Regions from separate parts of the Homo sapiens genome. Here region 1 is linked to region 2. A link is an interaction called in ENCODE POLR2A ChIA-PET data of the cell type or tissue named here. Cell type or tissue: HepG2. All regions are shown on one strand. Links, peaks and the distances in the headings refer to the core of each region. The heading gives the core; the rest is flanking DNA.

The links. Peaks named below come from ENCODE experiments on the same cell type or tissue, not always from the same donor. Only the 100,000 strongest peaks of a DNase experiment are listed, where the experiment ranks them.
Region 1: POLR2A ChIA-PET joins it to region 2 with 6 read pairs; 1 of 35 experiments calls an interaction of 5 or more read pairs at or near these places.

Annotation. Positions count from the first base shown.
Region 1 is chr2:151,776,012-151,778,931 of GRCh38, forward strand. No RefSeq gene overlaps it. Among named protein-coding and RNA genes, the nearest start is that of NEB, 43 kb to the left of the region's middle. In HepG2, for the core only: a CTCF peak has its summit at 1,677 (motif pointing right); a DNase peak (open chromatin) is centred at 1,690.
Region 2 is chr2:151,972,495-151,975,414 of GRCh38, forward strand. All of the region lies in intron 2 of CACNB4 (calcium voltage-gated channel auxiliary subunit beta 4), which reads right to left. Among named protein-coding and RNA genes, the nearest start is that of CACNB4, 130 kb to the right of the region's middle. In HepG2, for the core only: no CTCF peak of the experiment used is centred there; DNase peaks (open chromatin) are centred at 717 and 1,507; H3K4me3 peaks cover 1,985 bases.

The DNA.
Region 1 (2,920 bases), core at 265-2,764, 200 kb before region 2:
GTGCCCTCACGGATAGGATTAGGGCCCTCATAAAAGGGCTTAAGGGACCAGGCCCTCACCAGACACTGAACCTGCCAGCACCTTGGTCTTGGACTTCCCAGCCTCCAGAACTGTGAGAAATAAATCTTTATTGTTTGTAAATTACCCAGTCTGTGTTAGAATGTTACAGCAGTAAAAAATGGACTAAGACACATACCCTGCCACGACAAATCCCAGAACAGTACTGTCAGTGAAAAGAGCCAAAGTCTGTAAAATATTTGAAGAGTTTTATTTTGAGCCAAATATGAGTGACCATGGCCCACAGCACTGTCTCAAGAGGTCCTGAGAACATGTGCCCAAGGTGGTTGGGTTGCAGCTTGGTTTTATATGTCTTAGGGAGACAAAAGACATCAATCAATACATGTGAGGTATACATTGGTTAAGTCCCAAAAGGCAGGACAATTTGAAGGGTGGGGACTTACAGGTCACAGGTGGATTCAAAGATTTTCTGATTGGCTGAGAGTTAAGTTATTATCTAAAAACCTGGGATCAATAGAAAGGAGTGTCTGGGTTAAGATAAGGGGTTGTGGCTCCAAGGTTCTTACTATGCAGTGAAGCAGGCAGTTTCCAGTAGTCTATAGGTGGCAGGCCTTTCAGACCATAGATGGCAAATGTTTCCTATTCAATCCTTTAAGAGGTGCGAGACTCTCAGTTAATCTCTTCAAGACTGGGAGGACCTGGTAGAGGAAAGACCTAGTTATGTTAATGGAGATTCTTTACAGAGGCAAATTTCCCCCCCAAAAAAACAGCTTTACAGAGCTATTTCTAAATATGGTGATGAAACATATTTTTGGGGTAAAACATTTTGGTTTCCCTCTTCATCTGTCATGTGATGTTATGAGAGTCAAGTTGGAAAGTAATCCATGTTACATAGGGTTAAATAAAATCCATCTTCTGAGACTTTCTGTTTGTACTGTGTGACTTCTCTGACCCCTTAGGTAGGGATTTAGACAAGAGAGAAAAATGGTCAGAGTTTAGTCCTTGGTATGTTTTGGTGTCTGGGTCTTGCTCTGTCAGCCAGACTGGAGTGCAGTGACACAATCATGGCTCAGTGTAGCCTTGACCTCCTGGGCTCAAGTGATCCTCCCACCTCAGCCTCCCAAGTAGCTGGGACTACAGACACATACCACCATACCTGGCTAATTTTAAAATTTTTTTGTAGCAACAAGATTTTTCACTTTGTTGCCCGGGCTGGTCTTGAACTCCTGAGCTCAAGTGCTCCTTCCACCTCAGCCTCCCAAAGTGCTGGGATTACAAGAGTGAGCCACTGTGCCCAGCCTGGTTTGCACTTTGAGATGCTCTGTTGGCAGACTCCTCAGCAAAGCCTGCTGCCTGCTGTGTCTTCCCACTGGTGCAACAAGCCTGTTGCTCTTTGGGTGTCCTCTGCTCTCCTGTCTCTTTGGGGCTCTGGGAGACACAGGCTTTTGCATATTCACCTCACTCCTGGTCCAGTGTCCTTACTCATTCATCATGGGCACTTTAGGTCTTTCTGCTGTTCCAGATGTTAACAGGTGAATGAAGTCTCATAGTCACCGTATCAACCAGTGGGTACGGCAGCTTTCAGAATAAAACTTTCTTTCTCCAATTCTTTGCATTGTGCTATTATCTATCAACTGGCATATATTGAACACTAGGAGGCTCCAGACCTGCCCTGTCCAGTACAGGAGTCATTAGCTACTTTAGGCTATGGAGCACTTGCAAGGCACCTAATACAAATTGAGATGTGCTCTGAATGTAAAATACACGATGGATTTTGAAGACTTAACACAAAAAAAGTAAAATATCTCAATAATTTTTATACTGATTACATGTTGCAGTGGTAACATGTTAGATATATTGGGTAATTAAAATGTATTAGTAAAATTAACTTTATTGTTTCTTATTACGTTTGAATGTAACTACTCAACAATTTAAAATTACATATGTGGCACACATCTTACTTCTATTGGACAGCACTGCCCAGGACATGTTTATTCAAATGTCTGTTGAGTGCCTATGAGGGTTTAGTCACTAAGCCAAGTGCTAGCTGCATGATGGGGCTTATGAAGAAAATCAAAGCCTTTGCCTTCATGAAGACAGATAGTAATGTAAACACCCTGTGGGTTCTTGCCGGCTTCCCAGATAGAGCCAATTTATCAAGGCAGGGGAATTGCAATAGAGAAAGAGTTTACCACTGCACTCCAGCCTGGGTGAAAGAGTGAGACTGTCTCAAAAAAAAAAAAAAAAAAGAGAGAGTTCATTAGAGTGAATAGGCAACCTACAGAATGGGAGAAAACTTTTGCAACCTATCCATCTGACAAAGGGCTAATATCCAGAATCTACAAAGAACTTAAACAAATTTACAAGAAAAAAACAACCCCATCAAAAAGTGGGCAAAGGAAATAGACACTTCTCAAAAGAAGACATTTATGCAGCCAACAAACATATGAAAAAAAGCTCATCATCACTGGTTATTAGAGAAATGCAAATCAAAACCACAGTGAGATACTATCTCATGCCAGTTAGAATGGCGATCATTAAAAAGTCAGGAAACAACAGATGCTGGAGAGAATGCGGAGAAACAGGAACACTTTTACACTGTTGGTGGGAGTGTAAAATAATTCAACCATTGTGGAAGACAGTGTGGTGATTCTTCAAGGATCTAGAACTAGAAATGCCACTTGACTCAGCAATCCGATTACTGGGTATATACCCAACCCAGTGGATTATAAATCATTCTACTATAAAGACATGCACACGTATGTTTATTGCGGCACTATCCACAATAGCAAAGACTTGGAACCAACCCAAATGCCCATCAATGATAGAGTGGATAAAGAAAATGTGGCACATATACACCATGGAATACTATGCAGCCATAAAAAAGGATGAGTTCATGTCC
Region 2 (2,920 bases), core at 175-2,674:
AATACACTGACAGTCTGATCATTTATGAGCACGTTGGGCAACACGCAGAGAGACTTTGCGGAAACAGAGTTAGAGTTAGAGAAAACACACAGACAGGAAGGAAAAATGGAATGCCTTAACAGAACTGAGGATTTCTATCTTTCATGGATAGCACATCATTAGACATATACGTCTGCATTGACGTATACCACAGGGTTTTTTTTTGTTTTTTGTTTTTTTTTTGTTATAACCTGTTTATTTGGTGGTTTAGCCAGAGAATCTTATATAACACACTCCTGTTTCAAATGTAGCAACATGTATTGGCACTGCACTCACATAAAATTCAGACTCCCCACAGCACTTCCCATTAACCACCCCCAGCCATTCTACCTTGCGAGGTTTCTGTGTATTGATGAAAAAAATAGGAACTACCACCAGCAAGAGTCAAAAGAAAGATTCAATTATCAGCTTTACCTTATATTTAAAAGCTAGCACTCTATGGTATGATTTCAGGGATTTCAGGAAATTATTTCACCCTGATTTTAACAGATTGCATGAGCCTGACCTAGGGGGGAGAAGGAGTCCAGTTCTCTAACCCAAAACACACGTGAGTCTGCTTCGCTCTTCCAAGGTAGAGTATAGGAACACTGCCCACTGCCTCTGCACTGGATTGCTGTATGGCCACAAGCCTAGCATCTGATTTCCTTAACAAAGAAGCAGTATATCTGCACTGCTTGTTTGGCCAGAAAGCACATAATAATACAGCCACAGCTTAGGAACTTCCATTCATGCTAGCTCAACAAACAATGTGTATTATATAATGAATGAGGCTTTTCTATGAACCCTGCTATTGGAAAACATAGGCACTTTCTGCATAGTTTAAACCAGTCTGCAAGGAGCAGTTACCCCTGGTGAGATCAAACGTGGACCCGGTAATGTATAAATTCAAACAGCCTACACTCTTGAATGCTTTGCCATCACCCTAATTTCTTTTTTGCTTGACAATAAATAATTTTAGTTACCTATAAACTACACAGAGAACATTTACACAGCAGCCAGCAAGCCCCAGAATGATGTTAGCTTTCTGCTCCATGTTCCCTGCGTTGCCTAAGAAATAAGAAGCGGGGGGGTGGAGGGGATAGTGGGAGGAGGAAGAGGAGGGGAGAGGGAATTAGCTATCTATGAAAATACTTACAGCCTCCGAGTCTTCAATTCCATGCAGGTACAAATTGTCATACATGGAGGTGTGATAATCCAGAGCACCTCTTTCAAGGCAAAAACAAAATTGCTGCAGAAACCACAGCTACAGCTTAAAGAGAAAAGGCCTGTTTGGGAGAACTGCGCCTGCCTTATCAATTCCTGTGGATTTACCAGGCAAGATGCTATTCATTCACATCCCACAGGGTGAGGTTATCCCCAGAGGCAGTCCAGACCTGGCATTTTATCTGCCTTCCCAATACAGAGCACAAAAAGCAAAACCCTTCCTCAACCACAGACTGGTGACTGAGCTAGGAAAGCGGCCTCTGATTGGCTCGGCTTCCCTGCTTCAGTCAGCTGAAGAGCGTTCCCTCGGAGAGTGGAGGGCGCCTCGGAGCATCCTACCCAGCAAAGAGCTGCTTCCTGTTTCGCCTGTATTGTTAGTTCTACAATAAACACTTATCAATATCCAAAAGGCTGCGTGGAATGTTTGGAAAGGCAAACTATTGAATACTCCAAACACAACTGCTCATCTTCTTAATTAAATTCACAATTGGAGAAGGGAGCAAAGGAAAGATTTTATTTTCAGAGAATATCATGTAAAGACAGGTAAACAGATACTAATCTCATCCAACATCTGTACTTAACAGATGCATTTAAGTCAAAAGGGCAATGAGTCATAAAAAAAATCTTTACACCCAATGTGAAGAAAAAAATGACTAGAATAAACAGATGGTAAGATTTCTTGTGGGAATTTCTATAGTAAAAGTTTTCAATATTCTCGTTGAAGTCTCTCTGCCTCACTGGCAAGAAAAGAGCTCTGTGTCCCAACTGGTGAAGTTTGAAAAGGAAGCCAAAAACTTCTCAACTTTTAGATGTGAAATGTTTAATGCTCTTTAGTTGAATGTTTTTAAATCAACTTTAAGCAACAGCCAATGTCTTCACGTAAATTCTTCATCCCCTTCCCATGCACAAATCTTTAATAATCCTGAAGTGGCATTGGTCTTTTCCCCAAAACCCAAATAGAAACGTCAGACTCCCTCCACCTGCTGCTCCACACCGCAACTCAGGTGACCTAGGACAGGTCCCACATTGCAGCAGCCTGGGATGAGTTTCTCTAGGTACTTAGAACTTTCTGGTCAACCAAAAAAAAAAAAAAAAAAAGCTGCAGCTTTGAAACAGGAGAGCTTTATGGCCCACTCTAAAAGTAGCCAGCTAAATTCAGGAGGACAAAGAAGCTGGTGAGGAGCACAGAACATATTTTAGAGAAGCTGCATGACTGACTGGGTAAGTAATGACCCAGAAACTCAGAGGCTCTAAGTCCCCTGTATCAGCTTTGCCACTAATTGGTCAGATGACTCTGGACCAGTCAGTCACCATCTTGATGGGCTCTGGTTTCTTCACCCGCCAAAATGAGGTAAGAAATAACTTAGGGAAAGAACTCTGCAAATCTAAAGTGCAACATAAACACTTACCATTGAGAAGCTGCTTTGTCAGCTGGAAGGCACTGGCTGCAGTTCATGGGAGCTCAGCACAAGAGTAACTGGCTGGCCCTGGATCTAGGAAAGGAGGCCTGTCCTTCCAGCCAGTATCTCTGAAAAGCGTAACTCTTAAAGGAACAAACCTGAGTCAAAATAATAACACAACAGCTACAACAGCTGAGCAGAGCATAGTTCTTCCAGGTCTGTGCTGACCCGTTCATGTCTTTCAATCACAGTCGCACATCTTGGGAGTGGCATCAATA